7 separate regions of the Mus musculus genome follow, and regions 1, 2, 4, 5, 6 and 7 are each linked to region 3. Evidence: chromatin loops called from intact Hi-C (ENCODE). Cell type or tissue: left cerebral cortex. All regions are shown on one strand. Region 1 overlaps Atxn1 (ataxin 1). Region 2 overlaps Atxn1 (ataxin 1). Region 3 holds the start of Atxn1 (ataxin 1). Region 4 overlaps Atxn1 (ataxin 1). Region 5 has its middle 19 kb from the start of Gm45949. Region 6 has its middle 16 kb from the start of Stmnd1. Region 7 has its middle 27 kb from the start of Gm45949.

The links. Peaks named below come from ENCODE experiments on the same cell type or tissue, not always from the same donor. Only the 100,000 strongest peaks of a DNase experiment are listed, where the experiment ranks them.
Region 1: a loop joins it to region 3, with 2.0 times the contacts of the local background. A loop is called at or near these places in 5 of 42 quality-filtered maps.
Region 2: a loop joins it to region 3, with 2.3 times the contacts of the local background. A loop is called at or near these places in 4 of 42 quality-filtered maps.
Region 4: it touches region 3 in a loop (2.0-fold over the local background); 9 of 42 quality-filtered maps call a loop at or near these places.
Region 5: a loop joins it to region 3, with 4 times the contacts of the local background. A loop is called at or near these places in 3 of 42 quality-filtered maps.
Region 6: it touches region 3 in a loop (4-fold over the local background); 15 of 42 quality-filtered maps call a loop at or near these places.
Region 7: it touches region 3 in a loop (3-fold over the local background); 4 of 42 quality-filtered maps call a loop at or near these places.

The regions. Positions count from the first base shown.
Region 1 is chr13:45,611,305-45,615,304 of GRCm38, forward strand. The region is part of intron 6 of Atxn1 (ataxin 1); the gene reads right to left. Among named protein-coding and RNA genes, the nearest start is that of Gm34582, 88 kb to the left of the region's middle. In left cerebral cortex, a CTCF peak has its summit at 2,242; DNase peaks (open chromatin) are centred at 128, 452, 1,726, 2,248 and 1 more place; H3K27ac peaks cover 766 bases.
Region 2 is chr13:45,744,262-45,748,261 of GRCm38, forward strand. All of the region lies in intron 4 of Atxn1 (ataxin 1), which reads right to left. Among named protein-coding and RNA genes, the nearest start is that of Atxn1, 220 kb to the right of the region's middle. In left cerebral cortex, CTCF peaks have their summits at 2,372 (motif pointing right) and 3,745; DNase peaks (open chromatin) are centred at 707, 942, 2,088 and 2,275; H3K27ac peaks cover 2,488 bases.
Region 3 is chr13:45,964,436-45,968,435 of GRCm38, forward strand. Atxn1 (ataxin 1) reads right to left here and starts at 556. Exons shown (of 8, transcript NM_009124.6): 1 at 380-556. 5033430I15Rik (RIKEN cDNA 5033430I15 gene) reads left to right here and starts at 789. Exons shown (of 2, transcript NR_167678.1): 1 at 789-948; 2 at 1,476-2,073. In left cerebral cortex, CTCF peaks have their summits at 1,782 (motif pointing right) and 2,346; DNase peaks (open chromatin) are centred at 174, 647, 968, 1,599 and 2 more places; H3K4me3 peaks cover 2,014 bases; H3K27ac peaks cover 1,487 bases.
Region 4 is chr13:45,570,158-45,574,157 of GRCm38, forward strand. The region is part of intron 6 of Atxn1 (ataxin 1); the gene reads right to left. Among named protein-coding and RNA genes, the nearest start is that of Gm34582, 47 kb to the left of the region's middle. In left cerebral cortex, CTCF peaks have their summits at 1,740 (motif pointing left) and 2,807 (motif pointing right); DNase peaks (open chromatin) are centred at 3, 1,746 and 2,791.
Region 5 is chr13:46,040,305-46,044,304 of GRCm38, forward strand. No RefSeq gene overlaps it. Among named protein-coding and RNA genes, the nearest start is that of Gm45949, 19 kb to the right of the region's middle. In left cerebral cortex, no CTCF peak of the experiment used is centred here; DNase peaks (open chromatin) are centred at 424, 583, 2,218, 2,842 and 1 more place; H3K4me3 peaks cover 418 bases; H3K27ac peaks cover 1,258 bases.
Region 6 is chr13:46,255,859-46,259,858 of GRCm38, forward strand. No RefSeq gene overlaps it. Among named protein-coding and RNA genes, the nearest start is that of Stmnd1, 16 kb to the right of the region's middle. In left cerebral cortex, a CTCF peak has its summit at 2,167 (motif pointing left); DNase peaks (open chromatin) are centred at 220 and 2,168.
Region 7 is chr13:46,086,037-46,090,036 of GRCm38, forward strand. No RefSeq gene overlaps it. Among named protein-coding and RNA genes, the nearest start is that of Gm45949, 27 kb to the left of the region's middle. In left cerebral cortex, a CTCF peak has its summit at 2,385 (motif pointing right); DNase peaks (open chromatin) are centred at 1,870 and 2,333; H3K27ac peaks cover 681 bases.

The DNA.
Region 1 (4,000 bases), 350 kb before region 3:
GATAAGACTCCAGCATAGCAGGAAGGCAGGACAGCAGGAGGCAAGCACATTGGAAGGAGCAGGAAGCTGAGAGATCACACCTCTACCACACACACAAAGCAGAGACAGAGCAGTGGAAGTGCTAAGAAGCTTGAAACTCTCATCCTCTCTAAGGTTCACCCCCAGGAATGGACTTCCTTCAGCAAGGCTACACCTCTTAAACGGCTTCAAACAGCACCACCAACAGGGAACCAAGTATTCAAATACTTGAGCCGATGGGGGACATTTTTTCATTTAAACCCCCACACTATAATTTACCATTTCTGTTAGTAGACAGCACCCCACCATTATCTCTGTCTTCTGCATTCTAAATTCTATCTCTGTTCCAGTTCGGAAGCCCCACCCCCACCCCCCATTGTAGCACTGGGAGGTGGTTAGACCGTAGAAGCAGACAGCAGAGAAATGGGATCAGTTCCCAGATAAAAGTGGCCCTGTGGAGTGCTGTCTTCCCTTCTACCATGTGAACAGAGTGAGGAGGTGGCATCTGGGAACCAGGAATGGGCCTCATTAGATATCAAACCTTTTGCTGCCTCCATCTTAGACTCTGATGGGATGTATATTTCTGTTATTTTTTAAGCTACTTGGCCTACAATATTTCATTATCACCTCACCAATGGACTAAGATTCCATCTAAAGCTAAAACGAAGTCAGAGATAGGAGCTTGAAACAATGCCACTGGACTGACAGGCTATCCCTTCTACGGTCTGGAGGATGGCTCCTAATGGGTCCCGTGACTTCAGTGTTCACCACACTGTCTATTCGGTTCCTGGTGGTGATTCAGATATTGCTCTTCCTACTGGCCAGCTTTTCGGTGTCAAGAATGCAGAGTTTGCAGAGAGGTTTTCCTTAGTCACTGAGCATACACTCAGAATAAGTTATACACAGTATAGCAGACCCTGGAGAGGCAATGCTGAGCAGGCTGGAGCCCATAGATTCCAGGAGTCAGAGATGCCAGTGGAACTGCCACATTAAACAGGGAGAGAACTAGGAGCAGAATAAGTATTTGTGTGTGTGTGTGTCTGTGTGTGTGTATTTAAGATCAGACAAAGGAAGAGTACTACTAGGGGGGAACAGTCCAGTGCAAAGAAATCCATATAGCAGGGCTGACTTTTGAACGATGAGCAGGTACCAATGGCTAAAGGGAAGCATTCTGACCGACAGTAAGGAGTGTGTGCAAAGCAATGACAAGGGTATGAGCATGAAGGACGTCCAGAGAATAGCAAGCGGCTTCCTGTGGCTTGAGTCTTGCAGTGCTAGAACAATCACTGAATATAACACCATACATATAGACCATGGCTGGCGATCTAGCCCAGTTTTATGAGTTTAGATGCCCTCTGCCTACTCCATGATATGTAGAATGATCACAGGGTCCCTCTAGCTTCCTCCAACAGTGATAGGGCACATTCTCTGACCTTCCCATGCACCTGTTCCTTGCTCTTAGATGCTACACTATTCAGGCTGCCCTCTATTCCTCTGCCTGTCTAAGATGGCCTCAATTCTGCAATACTCAGGCTGGCCTCTAAGTCCTGAGATTGCCTACTTACCCAGCACATGACACTCCGAACAGAAACAAATGATGTTTCCAGTCCATTCCACCCACCGACTGATCCTGCCTCAGATACCAGCTTGTGCTATAGCAACACCTGCGCTTTATACAACACTCTCTCATGGCACCTTCACGTCTGTCACCCCCTTATACTTCCTCTAGCCATTCTCTGGGATAAGCAAAAGGCCTCCTTTTGGGTTATTTAGCTGAGGCTCAGATCAGAGAAGGAGGTAAATCTTGGCCACAGAACATGCAGCCTGCGGATCTGAACTGGGGCTGGAAATCTACTGAGTCTGTCAGGTGTGCTCCTTCCACGATACCTCAGTGGTGGGGGCTAGGGGAGGATCTTCTTTGCTCACTAAATAAATTATTTTATCATAATATCAATTCTAGTTATTTGTATCCTCTAGGACACCTAAGAACTGCATTAATAAAGAATAAAGCAGGAGCTCATTCAGTCATTCAACAACTGTGTACCAAACACCGAGTAAGCCAGGTTCTGCCACGTGGTATTGGGAGATCAGAAACGAGTGAAGCCCAACTGGGATACATGTCCTGCCAGACACATGCAGAGGATGTTACAACACGGGGCAAGCAAGAGAGCTCTCTAAATGAAGCAGTGAGATGCTGGATGAAGGAAAGAGAAGGCAGTACCCAACTTTGTCCACCAGGGTGCAGGGACGCCTCCAAATAGGTCATCCTTCACACAGGCACAGAATGGTTTAAGAAGCAAGAAAAGAGGGTGGGAGATGGGAAATGGGGGCCACTTTCTCACAGATGCCAGCTGACACTCCCCACCCTACAATCAGGCTATGTCTCTTCTGCTACTCTGGTCTCTGCATTCTGAGGCTGCACTAGAGATTTATACATTCCGAGCTTCCTTACCTTTGCTGCAATCAGCAAGTAGCTCTGACATCTACCTCCAAACTGGGTGGGTTTGAGTGCCAGCCAGGCTCCCCAACACTGGGGACAATGTTACAAGGTCAGAGGGCTTTCTCTGAAGAGACACTTTGGTGCTGATGTACAGGCCAGCTCTCTTTCTTACTCTCTCTTTTAGGTGTCTTCCCAATCTTCTCATATATTTGCAATGCTCTTGCAGTTTAAGCTCCAACCACACCCCTCCACACCCAATGGCTGTGAGGTTCTCTTTCCTAATGAAAGTCCATTCTGCGAGATAGCTGGTCTCAGCTTCCTTTACCCCAGGCTTGCCCATTTCTGTCTTTTTTTGCATAGTTATAATGATGAAAGTAAGTGGGTGCAGAAGGCTACCTCCCCTGAGCAGACTCTGGGTGGGCTATGGGATGTTCTTCAGAGGATGTCTACAACAGAATAGCGCTGGTACTTCTCCACACAGGTACAGTCAATGCCTGCCAAGCAACTGTGGATAAGACACCAGAAAGCTGTCAAGTCTCCTCTTCTAAAAGAGAAGCCAAGCGAAGGGGAGGGACCTGGAGATCATGCACTGTTATTCGTTCATAAATTAGAAAAAAAATATTTATTTTACATGTATGAATGTTTTGCCGGGACATATATATGTGCACCATGCGTATGCCTGGTGCTGTCAGAAGCCAGAAGGGAACACTGAGACTGGAGTTACAGTATTACTGGGAATTGAACCTAAGTCCTCTGTAAGAGTGACATGTGGTCTCAAACACTGAGCCATCTCTCCAGCTCCTGTTCACAAGGCTCTGCATGGTGTCTGCTCCAGGCTGTGCGGAGTAACAAGATCCCCAAGTTTAGTAATCCTTAACCATCCTGATGCTGCATGCATCTGGGTTCCCAGGATCTTGGAAGACTGGCTATCTATGATCTAATATCGTCGTGAGCCTCTGTGTTTGGACTCATTTAGGGACTCCTGAAGGAACTGACACCCATGTGATGTTTTGGAGAGGCTCCTCTACCCGAAGGCGCCAGGCCCACCTCACATAGCAAACCAGTTGTGGAGCTGGAGGAAGGGGCGGCTGAGCCACACGAGTACTCCTAAGTGGGCGGAGAAGACTGTCTGGCTCATTGTCTTTTTCTGCTTGAACACATTCAAATGTTCACAGGCTCGTGGGCCATAAATAGCTCTCGGGGGAGTATGAGATTACATCACATCCTCTAAGGGCCTTGTTACCTGAAGTCATCTCTCCAGATAGGTCTCTGGCTGAATGTGCAGCTAATAGGCACATGGCCACCTCCCAGAATGGTCACCGTGGAGACATGATTCACGCATGCCTCCAAATGTATATGTAGTCATATTACCCTCCGGTGCTGTCCAATGTGACCGTATTAGGAAGTGGAGTGATTGATGATACAGTCAGTTAAGATGAGGTGCTGATGCCCCTCATCCAATGCGTCTGGCATCCTTATGAAAAGGAGAAATCTAGATATAGACGCAAGCCATGCAAAACGCACGTGAGCCAGAATGATGGT
Region 2 (4,000 bases), 220 kb before region 3:
ACACAAGTCAGGTGTGGTGGGGTACGTCTATAATCCTAGCATGTGGGAGGGGAAGGCAGGAAGATGAGAAGTTCAAGGGAATCTCTGGCTACCTAGTGTTTGAGGCTCTGAGAATACATGAGACCCTGTCTCAGAAAAAGAAAAAAAAAACAAAAAAAAAAAAAAAAAAAACCAAAACCACAAATGACTGTCATGCTGATTACTAAAAAAACAAACAAAAAACAAAAAACAAAACAAAAAACAGATTCCCCCATTTAAAAACTTGCCCCACAGCACGGATCTCCATTATAAAGCAGGAAAAATGTCAGCAATGATTAATATATGTTTTATAGTGATTCCCATATGATAGACTCTAGTCTCTTAACAAATGAGAATTAGCTTAGCATTTCCAACATTCTAGGGAAACGGTCTGTATTTTTACTGTCCATTGAACAGCTAGGAACACCAAGACATAGAGGCTTGAGTAAGACTCACTTGAAGGAGAGGCATGGTGGAGGGACCATAGCTGTTTTTAAACCCAAGAGATTAGACACACAATTATTAAATTGTCTAGTTAACAACTGCTGCAGCCTCATTGATGCTGGTATTCGCAGCTTTACAAACTATATATTTCTGTCTATGCTTTATATATCAGCTTGAAATAACCACTCTGCATGTGTAATCTCTCTCCCAGTGGAGGCTGTAGAGACCCACGCGCGCTTGTGTGTGAGATGAAGGGATGATTCGACAAGTCATCTTTTAAGTCATCTCACAAGACAGAGCAAGAGCCCCTGATAAGCCTCACTTCCAGATAAAGGAGGTGAGGTTTGAGGAAATCACATGACTCATCTAAGGTCGTGCTGCTTTGCACACAACCTCTCCCACTGCATACATACCTTTAGTTTTCAAAAAAAATACAAAACCCATGGCGTTTTTCTTTTGCAGAAACATTATATAACTGTGACATACAGCAGAGCTAAATAAGCAAACTGATCTCACAGAGAGACTGAAGGAGCCTGAAGCCTGAAGGCTTGTGGGAGACAGAAAGGATTTGTATAAAGTCTTTGGGGACACCTCTAGGACCCCTTTATCCACAGCAAAGAGAAGTAGCAGGATGGCCTTGACCCTAACTCCACTGAAACTAGAAGAGAGGGGTAACCTGTTACCTTCCTTTATGTCCCATTGATATCTCTAGCCCTAGGGAGAAAGGCAAGAGCCCTCTGGCCTGGCTCAACCATTCAAGCTTTTCTATTTCTTTCTCGGGATCTAGTCTGTGCCTGTCCATTTCCAGCCCTGAGGGATTTTCCTGCTGACCTCCAGAAACCCACAACTTTTGGTGGTCTGAATATTCATCAGTAGTTGGGGTGGAAGTCAAGGTGTGACCACGGGTTTTGGGTTTTGTGTGCTTGTTTACCAGGACTGAAAAGCCTTGAACCCAATCTGAGCACCTTTCAAGGAATGATAGAAAGTAGAGCAGGAAGACGGGGCCATTCTGCAAGATGTACAAGTACTGGAGGTTCATACTGACTCCCCGCAAGCACAAAGCCATGGAGGTTACAGAACATCAGAGAGGTGGGGACTAGTCCTCCGCCCCAAGAGTCTTCAGCCAGACTCCTCACTTAGACAAGGAAATTGTGTCCCACCCAGGAAAAGTGCCTTGGCCAAAGTTGCACATTGGCATGGCTGACTCTAAAGGTTTCTGACATCTTACCAGTGAGCAGCCAAAACTCTAAGAAGAAGAATGAGAGTGTGAACTGCAGGGGAAGCTAAAGGCGGCTCTGGTGATGCCAAGCGATGCGAGAGAGTCAAATACTCTGATTGAAACTGAAGTCATATGTGCTTCTATGTAAAACCAGCTCTTATGGGTCTCCCGGGGTGGGGGGAATCCATCACCTGGAATTACTTGAAGGCTTGTCAAGTGCTTTACGGCTCTACAAGGAGAGGTGTGATACTGAGAGACAGGGAAAGGGGGCTAACCTTTCCCCACAGATTGAGTTCTGAGTTCCTTTCGGATGTCTTGTGGGTGAGGGAGTTGAGGGGGGGCGGCTGCTTCCGGAAGGGAGGCCCTGTGCACACTCATTAGCATACACTCTCCACAGTTGATTCAGATGAGATTTCATCACAGAAACCTACTTATGCATTCCTTAATATAAATCTAAATTGCTCTCTTCAAATAGCAGAGAGCGCTAAGCTTCAGCAAGGGAAGGAGAAGCGGTGGCATTAGGAGTCAGGCTGCAGTTTCATCCTGCCTTCCACCCTGTCGTCATCCTGTCTTGACAGCCTTAACTTACACACTTCACTGAGCTCACCCCGGGACTCAGGGGAAAAAGGCTTTCTCCAAGGCAGACACCAAGTTGTACTCAATGCTCTGGAGCAGTAGGGGGCAGTCATTGGTAAGTGCTAGGAGGGCCCTGGTGTATTGCCAGAAGAGAGAGACACTTCAGGACCACTCAGTTGGCAAATGACCCCATGCTCTGCAAACATGAGGACCTGAGTTCACCCAAGAACACATGTTTCTAGGTGTGGTGGCATGTGCTTGTAACACCAGCATTGGGGAGGCCAGGCAGGAGATTCCCTGGGGCTCACTGGGCCACCAGCTTAGCCACTCAAGAGTTTCAGGCCAAGGAAAGTCCATAGTCTCAAAAAATAAGATGGGTGGTACTCTGAGAAACAACACGAGATGGTGTCTTGAAATTGTTCTCTGACCACATCCATGCATACACACACACACAAGTGTGTGTGCATATATATATATATATATATATATATATATATATATATATACACACATATATGTGTATGTATATATATATGAACTTGTACATACATAGCACATGAATACATACATACATGCATTCACATACATACAAACATATATACACACATGAACACAATACACACATGTACACACATACAGAGTTACACAAATATACACATGCAAACACATATATACACATATTTACACACATAGACATACACATATATACACATGTACATACACAAATATGCATATATATACATACACTAATGTATATACATACATATGCACGTACACACACAGACACACATTCACACACATGTATACTTCCTGCAAAGAAATATGCCAACAATGCCAAGCCACACACCTTGCTGCTTCTGAAGTGTAAACCTAGCGTGGTTCACCAGGAGCTGCACACACTCTTCACAGCAATGGAGCATTTACTTAACACAGAGGGTTTGGAACTGAAAAGATGGCGAGTTAGAAATATGGGGCAAGCGGTGTGCACAGAGTGGAGCTATGGCTTCGGTTCTGCTCATCTCTTTCCTGTCCCGAGGCCACCACATCATTCCAGGCCAGGGGTTGGGCGGGGGAGAGGTAAGCAGGGAGGCCACTGTGGCTTGGTGCCTATTTCCTGAGGAACAGTCGTTTATGGTGCCCTTTGCCACATCTGGAAAGACAGCAACACTGGAACCTGACTAAGCTCGGACGCAGAAGCACTGTTTCTGTTCTCTTCGTTTGGGATGGGACAAGGCAACCCACCATACACCTGCTCACAGGAAAGCACAAAAGTCTGACATCACACCCTAAACCAAGGTCCTGTGAGCGTCACAGGACAGTACGCCAGGAGGGAAAAAATGATTGCTTACCTATGTGCTAATCTTCTAAATGGCCCTTGAATCACAGCCCTGTGATTGAAGGCCTAGGCATTGATGGTTAGTGTACTGGGCATCATGATTTCAGCTACTAGTTTTTAAGATTCTTACATTTGGAGTATTTGCTTGCCTGCAGTGTCCGAGGAGGTCATAAGGGGGCATTATATCTCCTGGAACTGGATTCACAGAAGGTTATGGGCTACCACATGGGTCATGGAAACTGAACCCAGGTCCTCTGTAAGAACAAGTACTCTTATCTGCGGAGCAATTTCTCCAGTCCCTATTTTATCTTAAACCTTGTCTTTTACATTATTTGCTTGCTTGCTTGTTTGTTTGTTTGTTTGTTTGTTTTGGTGGGGGCAGGCATGCTTCAACAGGCATGTGGAGG
Region 3 (4,000 bases):
GGCGGCCGCCCACCCAGCCCCTATCTGCTGCCCTTGCTAGCCGCTCCTGCTCCCAGAGGGGGTCCCGAGCCGGGAGGCTGGAGCCGGGCACTAGTGTATGTACACACAGTCACACATACACTCGCGCGCGCGCCTGCACACACACACACACACACACACACACACACACCACGACGCGTCGGTTTCCTTCGCTCCTCTTCCAGCTGTTTTCCGTGCAGCCCATTGAGACTGGGGGAGGGGGGGTGTATGCTGGATGTTCTTTGGCCCCTCTCCGGAGAGAGCAGATTGGGGTGCGGGAGGGGGTGATTTTAATCTAAATCGGGGTGGAAGGGGGAGGGGGAGAGAAAGAATCAGAGGAGGAAAAAAAATAGCCACTTACTGTAAAGTGTAAATGGATCTGGGGTTGCGTGGGGAAGGGGTAACAGAGGGAGAGACACAGTGTCCTGCGGCTGCTGTAGCTCTAGCTGCGGCTCCACAGGGCTTGTTTTGGATCCCCCTGCAGTGAAACAGGTCCTGTACGGCTCCTCCACTGTAGTAGAAATGATGTCTGCGGTATACTCTGCTCTCTCCTCCTCCTCCTCCTCCTCCCCCCTCCCCTCCCTCCTCCCTCCGCCCGCCCTCCCTCCCTCGCGCTCTCTCTCGCGCTCGCTCGCTCGCTCCAGTATGTAAATGTGTAATAGAAGCCAAATATGGAGCAGTTGGCTGCCGCCGCCGCAGCTCAAGGATCCGACTTCATGGGGGGGGAGGGGGGGGGGAGGCACCCTCTGGCAGGCGGCCCGGCGAGCCGCACAGAGCACGGCGAGCGCACGGCGCGGCTGCCGGCCCGCGCCCTTAACCCTTCTATGCACCCGGGCTGGAGCGGCGCTCGCTCCAGGGGAGGCCGGGTTGTCTCTCCGCAACTGTGGCTCCGGATCCCCGACACCGACCGGAGGGGACTGTGCCTTCCAGGTTTGAGAAAGGGGCGGGGAAGTTGGGGCGATGAGGTCATTGGAGTGGTGACCGATCGGTGCTCGCGCGCCTCCCCGGCTCCCTGCAACCTAGTTGGAGGGGGACAGGGTGAGTGCAGGGTGCAACTCAGGCAACCTGGGAGACTCGCAGCGACGGGTGTCAGGATTTGGCTCCTACTTGGTAAAATACCCAAGGGGGCGGGGAAGTCGGCTGATTTCTAATTACGAAGTGCCCTTGGTGCCCCCCGGGTGAGCATCTAAAGAGGACTCATTGTATCCTTACTGTTAACCCTCCAACCCGCCAGCCCTGCGTCATCCGAGGCAAGGCCCGCGCCTGCTGCCTTGGCTTGCAACTCGGGAAAGTTCTCAGGCTTCCCCAGCTTGCACTGGCACCCTCACCTTTCCTGCCTGGACAAGCTGGCGACCTCCCGGTCCTCCTTTCAAATTCTGCTGGTCTCGAAATCTGCTGTGGGCATGGAACGCCTCAGCTCTAGCTAGCCCTGGTAACCGACCTCACTCACTCCTCAGGGCTAACTGTGGATCATTCATTTCATCGCAAGCGAGGTAACCTGTGCACTGAGCAGTCAGTCGATGGTGGTTCTCGGGGAAACCAAGCGAAGGAACGCTCCCCCACCCACCTTGTCCCGGTGGCTAAACGCAGACGTGGACTCCCCACCCGGCCCCCTCCGGCTACACCTCAGCCAAGCGTAAGCTCGAGGGAAGAACTCTTCTCTGGAGGCGTTCACCTTGCCAACAGGTGTGGCACCCGAAAGAAGAGCCATCACATCCCCACGAGGGTCGCTCAGTGCCGCGTTCTCTTTGCAGCAGAAAATTCTTGAAGACCAGTAGGTGTCAGGCCAGCATCTGACCTCTTTCAGGTGCTTAGAACTGAGAGTCTGGAAACTCGATCCCTTGGTCTCGCTGGAAGCCACTACTATTTATTGACTCTAAGCCGGATTTGAGAGACCTTTTGGCTCCGTTTACGTATGACCCAACAATTAGTCACTGTCTGAAGCAGCGTACAGAATCACCAAGAGAAACGTGTGCGCGTTTAAACTACTGTATTGTGGAGCCGGCACTTCAGAAGTTAAATTAAAAAAATAATAATAAAATAAAATAAAAGAGATGCAGTGGTGTGTGTGTGTGTGTGTGTGTGTGTGTGTGTGTGTGTGTGTGTGTTTGTGGTGTAGGACACATTATCTATTCTCAGGTTTTGAAATACCGTGCACACATCCACGGTTGCTTAAATAGAACTACAACTGTTCCCTCTCACCGCCCCCCCCCGCCCCCACTCCCTATAAACTGTGTTGTTCACTTGAGGATCCGCGATTATTAGACTTCATATGCTAAAGTGACATTGTTGGTCTCATTACAGCCTCTAGTGGACGGTTAACGTTGAGTTTCCTGTCGGGGCTCTGTCTAGTTTTGTTTTCCCTCCTGAGCTTTATCCAGGTGAAGGTTAACAGTTCAGAGCTTAACTGACTGGTGTCTTTTCGCTCCCTCTTGGTAAAGCTGTCTTTGAAATGGAGCAGACGCTCGCTGGCTGCCTGTGGGAAAGGCGTCTGCTTTGTGCTACAGGTATTGTTCCGGCTGGCCTGTGAAACCGACAAAGCTTCTGTTATTCGCTTCACTTGCAGACAGCTTTCATATAAAAAAAAAAACAAATTTAATCTAAAATATTTTTATAACAGAAAATATTGGTTGCCATGTTTTTGGCATAACTGAGATGTTTTTATTCCAGCTCATAATCTGTAAACTGTCCAATCCACCTCCACTCTATTTTTAGACATCTTATATTTAGAGAATTTTCAAGGGGAAAAAACCTCCTAATATTGTAATTATTACGTTGGTGCAAGCAGTTAATTTGCATTATTTTAACAACCTTAAACATATTAAAACACATAATTCATATTAGACGTAGTCGATTAATTTAAATGTTCCCTGAAGAAAGCTAAATATGTACATTATCCATACAGTAAAAATAATTAATAAGAAATGTGTTGTTTACTTTCCTAACCATTAAGATTAAAGCCATAAACACTCTCTCTCTCTCTCTCTCTCTCTCTCTCTCTCTCTCACACACATACACACACACACACACACACCTACAGCTATTGCTTCCTGCAAGTTCCAACACAAACATAATACTCATAGAGCAGTTTCCTTACTTGAGTACTGAGATGTTTCATTTCCTGAAGACAAAATGTCAAACGCACCATCTGAGAAGGAACAGGAGAGGCTCTCTAAAAGCAAAAGTTCTCATGGAAATAAAACCTCCATGGAAAAAGAACAAGGTTTTCAAGGTGGCAGCTATATAGCACTGGCCCCTACCCCCAAATCTGATATTATGTTTGTATAAGACTCGGTCGAGCTCTGTAGTGAAGCAAAATTGAGGAAGGAGGCCCTGCTGAACCTTGCTCCTGATGTGTGTTATGTATTATTTAATGTAAAAAGAAATGTTAGTACCTTCTATTTATTTTTTAAAGATATATATTAAAGATACATATATCTTAAATATATTAATACTTAAGATGTTTAATATATATTAAATATATTTAAAAATAAGGTACTAACCTGTGTGTGTGTGTGTGTGTGTGTGTGTGTGTGTGTGTGTGTGAGAGAGAGAGAGAGAGAGAGAGAGAGAGAGAGAGAGAGAGAGAGAGGAGGGTCCTCTTATCACTTTCTGATTATTCCTTTGAGACAAGGTCTCTACCTAAACTTAAAGGGTCATATTTTCTAGACTAGGCTGGAAATCAGCACACCTAGTCTTTGCCTCCTGTCTCTTCCCACTCCAAGTTGAGGTTACAGACCCATGGGATGCTCAGCTGTAAGCAGTGCTGAGGTCCACGCTCGGGACCTCCCTGTCTTACAACAAGTCTCAAGACGTGTCTCCCCCACCCCCCACCTTCTTTCTGTTTTGCTGATTTTTGTCTTGTCTACTCTTGAAAGGTCAAAATGGTCTAGCAACTATTTCTTAGGTCACAAGACTCTTCTGTCACACTTCTGCATTTGCAAGCATGATAGTTAATGCAGCCACAGCTGCTGCAGCACCA
Region 4 (4,000 bases), 390 kb before region 3:
CACCACCCTTGTGTGAGCAATGTCTACCTGGCACAGGGTAGACTGCCAAGAAGACCAGTGTGAAGCACGGTAGCAGCAGGAGATAGGAGCACTGCCCACACGGTGAAGCTGCAGAGGGAAACAACATCAAAGGCTCTGATCTGGGGAGCTGCTTTTCTGGGGTTGGAACTTGAATGAATACATTTCCTCCTCAGATTGTTTTTCCTATGATCTGACTTTAGAACAGACCCTCAAACTGGGTGTGGTCACGAGTGTCTGTAATCTCAGCCCATGGGAGGCTGAGGCAGGAAAGTTGAGACTTTGTAGACCAGCTGCTTGGGCTACAAAGAAAGACCCTGTCTAAAGGGGCAGAAAAAGTAAGCAAGCAAACAGGCAAACAAACAAAGAAACACACAAACAAACAAAAAAAAAACAAATCAAAATGAAAACTCTAAGCCCTTACCAAGCAGAACCAAACGCATACTGTAAGCTCCCAGTCTTTAACAATTCAAGCAATGTCCATGTAGAACCAACAGCAAGATCCACAGTGCAGCATAATCCTGTGCTCAGCTCCTCATCCCTGTATCACACAACTCCAAATGGCTCTCATCCAGTTTAGTGTGTGTGTGTGTGTGTGTGTGTGTGTGTGTGTGCGACTAGCATGTCACAGTGTGCATGCAGATGTCGAAGGACAACTTTAGGGGTTGGTTCTCACCTTGCACCTAACTTGAGATGGGGGCAGAGGGTGACTCATCACTATTTTGTAAACCAGGCCAGCTGGCCTGCAGGCTTCTATAGGTTTTGGAGGTACAGACTCACGCCCTCACGATTGTGTGATAAGTAGTTTACTCTTCAGACCCCACTTTCCACTTCCCACCTGGGGCAAGGTGAGGATGGTTTAATCCCTCTCATTTGTTTTGTTTCAACATCACCAGAACAAAGCGACAAATGCCCCAAGAAGCTGCCCCCCCCCTCCTGAGTTTGAACAGGCAGATAGAACCTAAGAATGCAAATGTGTATAGGATAGTGGAGGTTTTTGGACACTCAAGTGTCTGAACATGAGAGTTATGTCAATAAGAAAAGCCCTCTCCCCCCAATACTGACAGGGCAGCCAGTAAACACGGGAAACAGAAGTCAAAAGACGTAAGTTATTCATACTGACAAAATTAAAAATAGCATGTACCTGAAGATGTAGAAAAACTGAAAGTGGGTAAGGAATTATGTTGTAAGTAACTTTATTCGGTAGGAATCTCTCCTATTAGGAGGACGAAGCATCATCGATACCCGGTGTTTTAAAATCCATTGTAAGGACGGACCAAAGCCAAACCCCCAAAGTATCAAAAGCATTGTTAATTTTTGCTGTCTTAAAAAAAAAAAAAAAAAAAAAACAAAACCATTAGTGCCAACCTTTTATCTCTAGACTCTGAGAATCACTCTTAAGAAAGAGGATGGCTAAGCTCTAACTTTAAAATGACTTAGTTATTTTATTTTATCTGTATGAGTGTTTTTCCTGCACGCAGGTGTACTACATGTGTGCCTGTTGCCCACAGAAGTCGTAAGAGGAAATCAGATTCCCTAGGAAGTGGAGTTGTTGGGACTTGACCCTGCGTCTTCTGCAAAGAGCAACTAGAACTCTTAACCAGTGAGCTATCTTTCCAGCCCAGAGTCCCCTCTCTCATACCAGCTGACAAGGGAACATAACCATTTAATCATTGCTGAGGTCTGCTCAGAGAACCAACCGTTCCATGCTCCCCCTGCTGGCAGCACAGGTGCACTGCCCCATAAAACGCCGCAGGATTTCATTAGGGATGTTCATGCAAGAGTGATATGTCAGAATAGGAAATGAGAGCATTTGCATATAGTAGTAGCCCCAGCCAGCGAGGGAATAGGTTAATTAGCTCAAGGCAGCTTGAGGGAAGAAAACGCAGGGGGCATGAAAGTCCTTTCAAAGCCAAGTAAAATGTCAAACACATTCAGGATGAGTCTTTAGCAACAGGCAAACAGAAAACTGCCTGAGCACGTGACTGCTGTATGCAAAACCAGCAAGCTCCTGTGAAGGCTGAGATGGCTCTCAGAGGCACAAGGATTTATTTATGCTACTTATCTGATAGAGGCTGGCTGGCTCTTCAGTCCTGAACGCTAACCGGGCTGAGCTTCTGCTAATGAACTAGCAGGAGATATCAACTGTATGTATTTATTTTTAGGACCGAAGATCAGACCCAGCACCTTGTCGATGCCTGACAAGTACTCTCCCACTTAGCACTATCTCTCTTCATCATATATCACCGCTGACAAATTCAAACTCATTCTGCTCACCTTAGCTGGAGATTCGCTTTGCTGAAACAAGGATGGAGCAATTAATAAAGATGCTGGAGTGTCCCAGGCTGAAGTGAGGCAAATCTCAGGCCATCATCCTAATTGCTTACATTTTAAAATTTTATAATTAGGACATTTATTATTATTATTACTATTATTATTATTGACATGTGCTATCAGCATGGAGCTGGTTCTCTCTGTCCATCACGGGGCTCTTGGAGAATCTGACTCAGGTTGTCTGGCTTGGTGGCAATGCCTTTACCCACTGAGCCATCTCTCTGAGCCTAGAGTAATAGTTTTTAACAGAAGAGGAATCTTGCTATGTTGTCTGGACTCAAGAGATCTTGGCCCTGGCTCCCCTGTTGCTACCTCTCTAGGTATTATCCTAAATGTGGGAGTGTTTGCCATGAAAGATGGCCAATTGGAGGGAGTGAGGTCTTTCTCCGTTCTACTAGCTCTCTGAAATGCCTGCATCTTCCACAAAGTGGTAGTGGATCCTGCTGGATTTTCACTCATCCACTAGGGGGCGCCATGCCCCATTACTGAGCAGTGGTGCGCTCCGGAGTTTTCATTACACATTATTATATATATATATTTCATTATTTTATTCTATTTTTGCACTCTGCCTTTCCTTCCCTCCTAAATGGTCTTCTTCTTTTCACAAAATACTAATAGTTTATTCTTTCAAGACTCTCTTTCTCTCATTATCTCAAAATCTATACCAGAAACATGATTTAAATTTGTAGGTCTGTCCAACTGGTTTGACATTGTGACATATCATCGCTACCTAGAAAGTTCACACTAAAGAACTGCTCAATGAGATTTTTCCCCCACAACGTTTGCTCCTCAAAATAAATCTGATGATGTTTTAGGTAAGTTTATAATTTTGTATCGGCCACCTTGACGGGGGTCATGTGTGGTCTGCAGGCTGGGCATGCCTTTAGCTATTGTGCCATTCTGTACAGGATGCATGATGCTTTTGCTCAAGTTTGGTTCCATTCCCCCCACCCCTGTCTTGGCCGAGAAGAGGCAAGACCTTTCTGTGCTACATTTCTGTCTTCTGTGAGGATGGATGGCTACTGGTTTTAAGGTCTGTAAATAGCAACTGGCTGCTTAGAATAGAAGACGCTTCTAGAATTTGACATATGGCCTTAAAAAACACACACACATTTCAAGGGTGAGGGTTAAGGGGAGATGCCGTTTCTACACACACAATCCTGACATTCTCAGTGAGTGAGTTGGACGCACCCCCCACCCCCCCCAGCTTCCACAAATAAGAGGAAGAAATGTAGATGGCTCATCAGGGTTAGAGCAGGTTCAGCGCCATAAACCTGCAAATTTCAAACACAGAACGTCCCACAAATTGCCCAAGTCTGTGAGTAGCCACAGGACACAAGTAAGAAATTCCACACCTGCCCTCCCATGGTGGACTGGAGTCACATGATAGGCTCCCTAAAAATATTACATAAAATGAAGATGATTGTCTCCTTCGTTAAGGCGCAAATACACGTTTGGGTGCCGTTCTCAGGTGCACAAATATTTAAAACTGAGGAAGTAGTGCATGAGGAACACGTCTTGTCCTAAACGCTTTGGATAAGGGATGCTAAACCACGCCAGGAGATAGGACCCTTGGCGTACTGACAGAGGTCACGCGGACACGGTGAGACTTCTTAGGTCCTCGCCTTGAGCCTTCCCATTTGATTTT
Region 5 (4,000 bases), 76 kb after region 3:
GTCGCATGCCTTAACTGCAGGACTCGGTTTAAATTTGCAAACTTAGTACCACATTAGCTTTTTTCATATTGGGTTTCTGGTTGATCTTTTTGGAAGATAAAAGAAGAAAAACAACATGTCCTGCTAGTTGCTCTTGTTACATTCACAGCTAAAGGAGAAGGTGGTTTGTAATCATCCATTGCTCCCCTACACATGCATATATATGTATATCCATATATATGCATGTGTATATATTATATATCATATATTATACATTACCCAAATGTGATACAGATTTCTCATATATTACCCATATGATATATTTTATACACACACATACACACCACACACATATCACACACACAAACACACATACTACCAGCACACACAGAAGGAAGCCACCACAAAGAGATTATGTAAGAGTTAGGCAGGGTGAAGGTTTTGTAGCTGAGCAAGATGAATTCAGCTTCAAGGTTTTCAAAAAATTCCCATGATTTTCTTGTTCTCATAGAATTATACGTCCAAAGCTTGGCTCAATCGCTAATGGCTCTTGCATTGAAAAGTCCTAATTTTCCAGAGCTCAGAGCCCTTTAGAGAATCACAAAGGCAAGAGCAAGAGAGCCCAAAGGGCTGACATTGCCTGCAGCCCTGTGCTCATTCACGGACACCGTGTACTCTGCCAAAAAACAAAATTGGGACCCGCAGAGAAGCAACAAGGAGAGAGCACCATTTGGGAAATCGCTCAGGTTATTATTATTCAGGAGATAGAGTGTCACTGTCCCCACCTCTTCTCCAGCCCCTGCCTGTTGCTGCTCTTGACCTGGCTCACGGTAATCACTGACAGCTCTAACAAACTGGCTGGCACTCTTCTGGCTTTATGGTCAGGGGGGGATATGGGGGCCAGAGTTCACCTTAACAACCTCACACCTCCCCTCCGTGTTCCCACCAAGGGGTGACAGCCAAGCCCACCCCACATGACTCTTGCAAGAAATGATAGAGATGACATATGCAAACCCCTGGGTACCTTGCCTAGAATCAAGGGGTACTTCAAGAAATCCTGCTTCCCTGCAGGTGAGAACCGTGCACTGTCAGAGTCTTTGGGGACACTGGAGAGGCATACTGGACTTGGTATGTGTCTGCTGGGGACACTGGAGAGGCACACTGGACTTGGTATGTGTCCGCTGAGTCTTTACGGATTCACAGATGCCCTTTCTTCTCTCACACCCCTCCTCCCCTTGGTTGGTTTTGATTGAATTCTGTTTCTAGTCTACTTACTCAGTCAATTATTTGTCTTGAGTGCTTTGGCTTCTTTTCTCCTAATATCCTAGTGGCTACCACAGGCCAGATATATTATGCATACTTAATTGGTGTAAGAGTGAGTTGGGGGGGGGGTGTGCATAATTTTACAGAGTCTCTAGGCTTTTCTTAGAATTCAATACAAAATTCTGTACAGAGCTTAGCAGAGGTGATTGGCATCCTGAAGCCCAAGCTTCCGGGGTTTTAGACCAGACCCAGCTTTGTCTGAGGAAGCAAGCTGGACCAAGACTCATCGTTTATTAGTCATTTCTAATTAACATTAGCCTGCTGTTCGCTGTGTGTGAACTTCAGCTGAACTAGCTGCAGCCTGACGTTCGGTCTCCCACCCGCTTCAAGTCCTATGCTAGGTCACCTTAGATCTGCTTCTTAAGATACTGACCAGCAGAGGAAGCCATTGCTCCCACAAGGTGTGTCCAGCCATCGTGGAGTGGACCGTCAGAAGGCTCTGCCCTCAATATGGAAAACCTGCAACCTTAGTTTCATTAGTGATAATCTATCCATTAGCCTTCCAGAGCTGTGAAAACTAAATCTCACAGCCTGGCTGATTTACACATTGCTTAATTATTTCCCAGAATTCTTGAGGAGGCTTGCAAGTCTAACGTCTATGGCTGATTTCTCCCGGCTGTCCTCAGGCGGCCTTCCTTCTGTGTGTGCAACAAGGGCAAGATTACTTTGCTGTCCCTCTTCTGATAAGCCGCTAGCCTTGTGGATCAAGGCCCTGCCAAGTCGGTGATCCTATTTCCGTATTGTTTATGTTCAAATGGCCAGGTGATCAAATGGCTTCACGTGAGCATAGAACACAGGTCTACTGCAGGGGAAATGGCTTCCTTGGCCTGTGATTCAGCTTTGCTTCCTAGCCTTTCCTTCCTTTTCTCGGCCTTACATGGCTTCTCTGCTCGCTTCCTCTCTTCTCCCTCCTTCTCCCTCTGCTCTTCTCTCCACCCTCCCTCTTCTTCCCTCTCCTCTCCCCCTCCCACTCGTCCCTCCTCCACCTTCAATGGTATACTTAAACCCAGTGGCCCCTAGTCCTTTCGATGGCACTCAGTGTCTGTGTCCAGTTTCCACAAATTGAAACGGTCGACTAATGGGTAAAGCACAGACAAGCAAGGAAAGCAGACTCGATTGGGAAGGGATGTTTGTGTGAAGGTAGGCGTCATGTCCAAGATATGTGGTGTTATTACAGAACTGTGGGGAAGAAGGGACCCCCTCCCCCCCCCCACCCCGCGCCCACTGGATCAGAGCCCTGTGTAGAGTAAGAAATACCTCATGTAATGTTTTTTCAAATCATCATGTAAATTGGAAGTATTGCTCAAATTAATTCTAATGAGGTTCGGGGTGGGGGTGGGGGGTAAAAAAGCAAAACAAAACAAGTAACAACCAAAACTCTTTAATAAAGTGTTCTAAAAAGAAAAAGGAGAAAAAAAAAAAAAGAAAGGGAAAAAGAAAAGAAAGAATTATCGCCCACTTCTGCACTTCCTGCTTTTGGCAGGGACTGGGAGTGGAAGTCTGAAAACACTGTGAGACAGTCTGTTCTCATGGTATTTCTAGCTGAGAACAGGAAGGAGGGGAACTCTGTGAGAGAGCCTGTTTTGCAGTGATTAGCAGGCCAAAGAAGTTTCGCTGGGCACCGAAGCTTGACAACCCCCGTGAGATCGTCACCTTTATTGGGTCAGCCTACGAGATCTTTGCCGGAAGCAGAGCTATCACCAAGGAGACAAGCAGCGCGTGACACTACTCCTAGGTGGCCACCTCTCTCTAGCCAGAGTTAGGCACCAGAGACGGAGATGGGACCCACTGTGGCCCCTACCCTTCCCTTCCCGAGCCTATGAGGGAGTTAGAAAGATAACGTATCCATAAATGAAAAAATATTTGGAAATCGAAACCGTGCACACTCTGCTATGCCAACTGGGCAGACAATGCTAGGTAGGTGCCCCTCCTTGCGCTGCGCAGGGCTCCCTGTGGGCTTGCATTTGTGCCCCACCCAACCTCGGTACTCTACCCGCTCCTTGCTGGAATAGTCTGCACCTTCAGGCAAAGCTCGTTTCTAGACTAATTGTCTTGCCCATCTCCAGTCACAACAGACTTCCCTGTGTGTGATGTCAATGAGTCACGGAGGCTGAGTCACGTTAGCAATAAGCACGGGATGATTAATGCCTATTGATTGGCTGGGCGTGCTGGAACCAGAATGATTCCAAAGTCTAGACGGGCTCGTACTGTCCCCTAATTACCTGCGTAGGGTTCTGTGCTCTGGTGCCTAACGCTGCAGTAGGCATTCCAGGGAACGCCCTATGGTCAGTATAACTCCAATTAGATGGCATAAATTCCCTGAAGGCATGTACCAATGATGTCTTTACAGGCAAGACCAATCCAGGGCTTAGAGGGAGAGGTCAGGTGTTTCTACCACGCTTTCTCTGAATGCTCAAGGAGGAAGGAGGGGGAAGGGATGAGATTCCCCCCTTCTGAGATCATCCTTCACTTATCATTGAGAATACTGCCTGGGAAAAGATTTTATTTGATGTTTCCCTTTGATGAATTGTACTGATAAAGATGTTCTCCTAACAAAGGACTCGAATTCCAAGCTTGGCTGAAACAGCCATTGCTATGTGTAATTAATTATTTAAACCCAGAGAGTATGCTTACACAGTGAGAAAGATAACATTTGCTAAGGGTCATTTCCACTTAGGGCCCGCCACAATGAATTTAC
Region 6 (4,000 bases), 290 kb after region 3:
TAGCCCCACCCCTTTGTTTGCCCAAGCAGCGCTCATACACCCCAGCTGCAAGGCTGAACTCAGACCACAAGTCCCCGTGAAACAGTTCTTAGATTTAAACACTAAAAGTTGTATTTATCATTCTTATCCTGGACAGTTGTTCTCTACTTGTGTGTTTAAAGATATGTTTAGTGTTCTAAAATCCTGAAAGCGTCCTTCCAAGTTTTAAATTTTTACCTCTCGAGTCTAAATCCACAACCCATCTGTTATGATTCACTATGAAATGTTCCCCCAGTGGGTTCATGAGTGAACGCTCAGCTGGAGGTGCGATTTGAGGAATTTCTGAAAACCTTACGATGTTAGGCCTGGCTACAGAAGTAGGTCGCCAGACTCCTGCCCTTTGAGGTATGTTTGCCCTGACCTCTTCCTGTCTGCTTCCCTGTACTTCCTGTCAACAGTTAAACGAAGACATTCCAGTGCTCTGCTGCCCAAACCCATCAAGTCAAATGACCACAGACAAAAATCCTTTAAGACAGTGAGCCCAAATGGACCCTTCGACTTTTTGGTTGTGTATGACCGGCATTCAATCGCAGCTGTGGAAATCCAATATGACATCAATATTACTTCTGACTCTCATGTGCCATTTCCTTTTCAAACTTTAAGCTGGATTATACATCCTTTGGATTAACTGAATAATGTTTTTTAGTTACTGAGGGGACTCTAGAGTGTACTGTGAAAGTTCTCCTGACCCAAGTGACTCCATCTGAAAAGATCTTCCCTCCGTTTCTATACACTGCCCCCCCCCCCCCCCCAGCCACAAGGTCTGGTTCTTAGCTGGTCCTCCTGGGTTCTTAGTGCACTTGCTGTAGTGTCCCTGAGGTAATCTCATCTATTTCTGGGGCTTTTCACTGGTGATTCCTAAGACTGAGTCTTGACCTTACATCATCTCCCTCAACCCCTTACCTCCCCCACTCGAATGTCTCCTGACATCCAAAATGATCATGTTTGAAACTGAGCCCTCGGTCTTCTTCTGTTCATCATCCCCTCTTCCCCAGTTCAGTAAATGTCACCTCCTTCCACCACATCCCACGTCAGATGCTAAAGGGTCACCTTTGACGCCTCGCTCCTGCCTCACCTGCTTTGCTCACTGTGTGTCTGGGATCTGTTTTGTCCTCTCTTCTCTGTGAAGCATTTGTCACATGTCTCCTGATGATGAGACTGTCTCCCTGTCTCTTCGTTATTCCCGCTGCTTTGACCCCAGTTCCCTTCCAAACATTTTTCCCAAAAACAGAAGCCAGACTGACCTTGCAAAGATATGAATGGATCACTCAACATTTAATTTTCCAAATTAAAAAAAAAAGATCTCAAACTCTTAACATTATCTGGAGAGTGCCCTGTCATTAAAGGACATCATGTCTCTCTGGTTAATCCAGGTTTCCTTGGGGACAACCTAGAGCATTGCTCCTTCATCTGTCCCTCAGATATCAGTTTCTGACCATCCCTTCCTGTGCTAGACCATCTCACAGGCACTTAGACTCTTCCTCACGTCATCTGTGGGATTTGAGACTAGAGATTTGATCATTAATCTGTTGTCTTCATCCTCACCAGACTCTGGTACCTTGGAGCAGGGACTACTCTGTATCCTTACTGCTTACATTGTATCCTTACTGCTTACATTGTATCCTTACGGCTATCTCTGCAGGACACAGTACCTGAAGCCTATATTAGGAACTTAAGAAGCCTCTATTAAATGTAGCAGACTCATGGAGGAGCTAAAGGATAGTCAGAGCTCTTAGAAATAGGACTCCAAACGTCTGACTCCAGGCATGTTTCTTTGAGAAAGATGCTGGGAAGATCACCCTGTGGCTGGTCTCGAGTATATTGATAAACTTGCCTCTTAGGCATCTCCACCTGCTGCCCAGGCATTTCCCACTTTCTTCCAAAGAGTCCTCTATAAAAGGGAAACAAGAAAAGGGAGCAAATGCACCCAGCTCAGAAGTCTGCCGGGCTGTATTGGCTGCTTCCACTGATTATCACTGTTACTTTGAGAGGAGACATAATTAGTGCATTAGGACTTAATTGTAGCATAGACAGATGCACCAGATCACCCACCACCTAAGTTTACTCAGAGCTTTGGACACAGTAAAAGCAAGAGTAGCACTCAGTATCGGTGCGGTGATATCGCCCCCCAGTGGCTCTTGGTGACTTAATCACAGCAGCAGCATCCCAAAAGCCACTGTTAGTCCAGAAGGACTCCAGCTTCCACAGAGGGCTGGGAGAGAGTCCTCACCTTCACTTGTCTCAGAGTAAAGCTAGAAAGGGAGTCTCCCCCGCCCCAACCAGCACCCTTTTCTTAAAGGAGACCTGAAAACATTGTTGTCCCTTCTCTGGCACTGTCTCAATAAACAATTGGCATAGCTATTTGGTTTTGGAAAAGAATCCAACAGGAGCTGGTAGGTCCATGCTTAGATGTTCAGACAGGAAAAATTATGTATGAGATCACAGAACTAACTACTGCCAACTACGAGACTTCTGAAATCACGGGCAACCATTGCCACATGTCCTTAGGAAGTGTTGTTGTTCAAGTGGCTTCAGGCTTCTATGACAAGTCTCATTAAGGAGCCCAGGCTGCCTTAGAACTCATTATGTGCCCCAGGCTAGCTCAAACTGGCATCTATTCTCCTGCCTCAGCCTCCAAGAGCTGAGACTGCAGACATGAGCTAGATACCACACACAACTAACCTGTCAGTTACTTGGAAGAGTAGGTTTTTTTTGAGGGGGGAGGGGAAGGTGCTGTGGCATTGTTTTTGTTTGTTTGGGGAAATTGGTTTTTTAATCTTTGGAAACTTATCCAAAGATATTACCATGCTTTTTTTCTTTACTTCAATTATGTTTTCATTTCTCCCTTCCTGGTCTTGTGCTATGACTTTATGCCATTCAATGTATTTTCCAGTTATACATACATATATATATATATATATTTGGGGTGTGTGAAGTTATCCATCAGTGCATGATAACCTTTGGGGGTTTTAATCTTTTCCTTCATAAGTTTTACTTGGAGTAATTTCATTGCTATGTCTTCTAGGTCTCTCATATTTTCCTCAGTAGTATCTAATAGGTTGTTAATCCCATTGAATTCAGTTTGTTTTTTTTAAATCTCATACATGAAAGTTTCAGATTCAAAAGTTCATTTGGCCTTGGCCGTGGTAGAACATGCCTTTGATCCCAGCACTTGAGAGACAGAGGCTGGTGGGTCTCTGTGAATTTGAAGCCAGTCTGGTCTACACAGTGAGTTCCAGGACAGTCAGGACTATACAGAGAAACCCTGTCTTTAAAACAAACAAACAAAAAAGAAAAAGAAAAAAGAAAGAAAAAATAGAAAAGCCCATTCGGATCTTTTTGATATTTCTCATGTTCCTATTCATTCTCTCTGATTCTATGAGTCTATGAGTGTACGTGATATAATAATAAAACATGTGTCCTGGTGACATTTAACTGTCCATTTGACACACAGCCTAGAGTCACCTGAGAAGGAGGTCTTGATTTTGAAAATAACCAGATCTGATTGGCTTGTAGACATGTCTGGGGTCAACAAGACTGATTACTTATAATTGATTATTAATTGATAATAATAGTAGGAGGGCCCGGCCTACTTGGGAAGTGACATTCCTGGAGAGATGAAGCATGTGTCTTAGGACAAGCCAGCCATCAGTGTTTGTCCACGACTTCCCCTTTAAGATCTTGCTTGAGTTCCTGCCTGGACTTCTCTCAGTGATAGACTATGACAAGGAGGAAGTGCCAGAAAAATCCTTTCTAAATTGCTGTGGTTGTTCATCACAGCAACAGAAAGGAAACTAGAACAAACGCTAGTGTCTTGGTTTAGAATTCAAACATGCATACTATTCCTGGAAAAGGTCCCACTGGTCTCCTAGAATTATGGTTCCATCTTTTCCTGCTTCATTGCCTGGCAAGACGTCAGATAGATGTCAGATTTAATCAGTTTTTACTTTTGGGGTCACAG
Region 7 (4,000 bases), 120 kb after region 3:
GCACAAAGGGTAGAAAATGAGAGAAAAAGACAGGAGATAGAGAGCAGGGGGAAGGGAAAATGAACAAGGGAGAGGAGGAAAGCCTGTTTGTCCCAGGGAAGAAGGGGACACAAAGGACTACCTCTGGATAGAGAGGGACAGACATGGCCCATAGGCAAATGGCAGTTTTTAAAAGTAAAAGAAGAAACCCCATGTTAGGATGAATTTTAATTGGGCATGTTAATTAGGTGAGCCAAAGGGGGCTTTTGATTGCTGGACTTCAATGTTTGATAGCTGGACCTTGGTAGTCAGCCTCAGGAGGAGGAAGTAGCTAAATAATCGAGTAGACTTTGGTGGCTAGCTTTAGGGGTGTAACCTAACTGTTTTTAGCAAGGCAGAGGGAAATGGGGAGCAGGACAAGGCCTGCTAGAGACGTGTTTAGCATGCCAGAGCTGGCTAGGGTCCTTCACTCTCATCTTGTGTTATGAGACCAAGTCTCTCAGTGGCCTGGGATATCTGATCAGCTTGGCTGGGTGTTCAGCAAGCCCCTGTCTCCTCCTGTTTCTGCCACCCCAGTGCAAATACTAGAAATGTGTGCTGTCACATTTATTTTATTTATGTGGGGTCTGGGGCCTGAACTCAGGTCCTTATCCTGGGATATCTCCTCCACTCTATTTTTCCTTTTTAAGAAGATGCCTTTTCAAGTAAGGACTTCTTTGATTACCAAAATAAAACAAGCCTTAATCACATCCTCGTTCTTCACCTCGACGTTACACACGCAGTGTTCATTTAAACTGCGCGGATATCACAGATGAGTATCTGTGGGAAAGACATTAAGTTCTGTGTCTAGACATTGCGTCTCGAGAATTAAGTCAGTTTTGGTTTAAATCTTTGGAGGAAATGGCAGTTGAGAGCGGCATTTTAATATTACGAGCCTCTTTAAATACAAGTCTCTGTTGAATAATTTCTCATCAGCATTAACATGCTGGCTTCCTGCTCCCTGTCTTCCTTGTATTGCATCCGTGAAGACCCTATTATCTGATCCTACAGAGATCTTGTTTATAGTACACAAAACTCCCCTGGAGGGCTTTCCGCTTAAAGGGGAGGGGGGAAGCTCAGAGCAACAGTGCTCTGGAGAGAACCTCTACAAGAGGTGAAGCCTACCACTGAGTGTGTGTGTGTGTGTGTGTGTGTGTGCTTGTGTGCATGTGCGTGTGGTATGTGTGTATGTATGTGTGTGTGTGTGTGTGTAAGTGTGCTTGTGTGTGCTCATGTGTGTGTATGTATGTGTGCGTGCATGCATGCATGCATGTATGTGTGTGCATGCTTGTGTGTATGAGTGTAGGTGTGTGTATCTGTGTGTGTGTATAAGTGTGCTTGTGTATAAGAGTGCTTGTATGTGCTCCTGTGTGTGCATATGTGTGCATATATTGCACATATGAGTATATGTGCATACTTGCATGCATGAGTGCGTGTGGTATGTGTGTATGTATGTGTGTGTGTAAGTATGCTTGTGTGTGCTCATGTGTGTGTATGTATGTGTGCATGCATGCATGCATGTGTGTGTGTGTATGTTTAGGTGTGCTTGTGTGTGATCCTGTGTGTATGTGTGCATGTATAGCACATATGTATATGTGTGTATGTTTACATCATGAGTGCATGTGTGCATGTGTGGATGTGTAGATATGTGTGTGTGTGACATGTGGTAGTCATCTGCTTGCCAGCTTCAGTTCAAAACCAGCAGCAAGGCAAAGCCAAGAACAGGGAACAGTCTTCTGAGCACATCAGAGAAACAGCAGCCTTTGCCTGACTATCTATTTTCTGCACTTTTTTTTTTAAACACTGAAGGCTTAGGCGGAGAACTGACAACATTTTCCATGTGAGGCTTATTCAACATTTCTGTGTTGCCACAATTAGGCATCTCAGAAGCATGTGTTGCTGTTCCATTCAAACCCTAGCGTCCGCTCTGACAGGTCACAGACTAAAAACCAGGATAATGACATTCTATCTTGATCACAGGATCCAGACGCACCAATCTGGTGTGGATCAAAAAAAGAAAACAACAACTCAAGGGCTGATTTAATTTCCTTTTCTTCAAATATTGAGTTCATATCGAAACAGCACAGCCAGTGTGAATTTTGTTAAGAATGGAGCTTCTTAGCAGTCTGTGAAACCTACAAAGGGTTCAAGAAATTTTAAGTCCTAATACATGAGGGCTCGTGTTCATTTATTTTACTAAGCGTTCACATGCCTGCATGGATATTTTCATTCAAAGGGGTAGATGAGAAAATCTTTTTGGATGATTTGGAATTTTAAATGGCTTCTGTGTATCCAGAAAGTTGTGGAGAACATTATGCAAATTAAAAATTAAAGTGTATCTCTGGGGGCCTGTGTGTGCAGTTGCCCATTCAAGCCAGCAGAGGGCACCAGATCCCCTGGATATGGAGTTACAGGCGGTTGTGAGTGGCCTACTATGGGTGCTGGGAACTGGATGTGGGTTGCCTTCAGGAGAACTACACATTCGTAACCACTGAGCCACCTCTCCAGTCTCAGGTATATTTTGACTGGCATACAGGCTCCATTTGCCTAAGCATCTTTTTAATCCTATTAGTTCATTGTAGTGATCGATTATCCAGTCTAACAGTTGCCTTGGAGATACAGGGACCCCACTGAACTGTTCCTCTTTGGATTAGAAAACTAGTATTCTCCTCTCAGGCATGGAGGTGCCGTTTCTCACTCCCTCTGACACTTGCCTCACATTTGACAACTCTTCTGCAGGCATAGGAGCTGGGAAGATGTGTCAGTCAAGTGATCACTATCAATTTTTAGCCAGCTGCTCTCCTTTGAAGTCTTGTCTCTTCTCTCTGTAAGGTACATTATATCAGTAAATTGCCGTGTGCTGTTATGCTTGTTAAAAGCATATTTGAGGAGTAAAGAGGCCCTCCGTTGTCTTTGCCAAAAGTCCCTGTCTCAGGGACAGGCTGGTCTCCTAACTGTAATAAGAAGAAAGGAAAACAGTATACCACTAAAAGTATTACAATTATGTGGACTTGAGAACAAGGAGAAGGTGAACGATTTCCAATTTAGATGATGGCTGCTTATTCCATATTGAGAATAATGAAAGTGGAAGCCTACAAGTTCAGCCGTAGGACTCTCCTCTGTGTGCTCGCGTGCATGCATTGCAGGGGAGGGAGGTGGGAGGGGACTCAATCGGGAACCTCAGCAGAGGGGCTCAACCAGTCCGCCAGTCCAGTTGGTTTCTGCTGGATAATGCAAGCACCTGGTTTGATGATGTCATCTATTTGCTGCCATTTGTTCTTCTCCAGCACGCCTTACAGAGGGAGGAGGGGGTGGGAATGATGACGCTCTGCTGACCGCCTCAGCTGGCAGGGGGAAGGGGTTCCCCACGGAACTTCTGCTGTATCCCTGCCGGATTTTATGGTAACCTTTGCCTGCTCTCTCAGTTGGGCTGCTCCAGCGGTCTCCAATGCATGCTGCGAGCACCTGGTTTGAGATGCCGTGTCTCGGCTTCTAGCTGCTACACTCTACCCATTCTGTAACTTTTGCTGGCTGTATACTCAATGAACTCACTCATCCAAAACAGAAAGCATGCTGTTCTAGATTATTCTCCAGGCGGTATGGAACATAATTAGCACAGTCTGCCCAGTCTCTGTTAGGTTCCATTTCTATATAAAGCAATCTAATAAATAACGTTTAACAATTCATCATCATTATATCAATGTTTTCCTCCAGAGAGCCCTGAGCAATAACAGACATCCGCTTCTTATTCTCTAACATCATGAATATGGTACCTTACAGGACAAAAGGGCCTTTGCCGATGTGGTTAGTTAAGGACTCTGAAATCTCAGACTATCTTTGTGTAGACCATCTATGTGCAGTGTAATCCCAAGAGTCCTTATACAAGGGATACAAGGGGGTTAGAAAAAGAGAAGGAGGTATACTGAAAGTGGAGGTTAGAATCACTAAAGAAATTGAGAAGCCTCTAAAAGTTGGAAGAGAC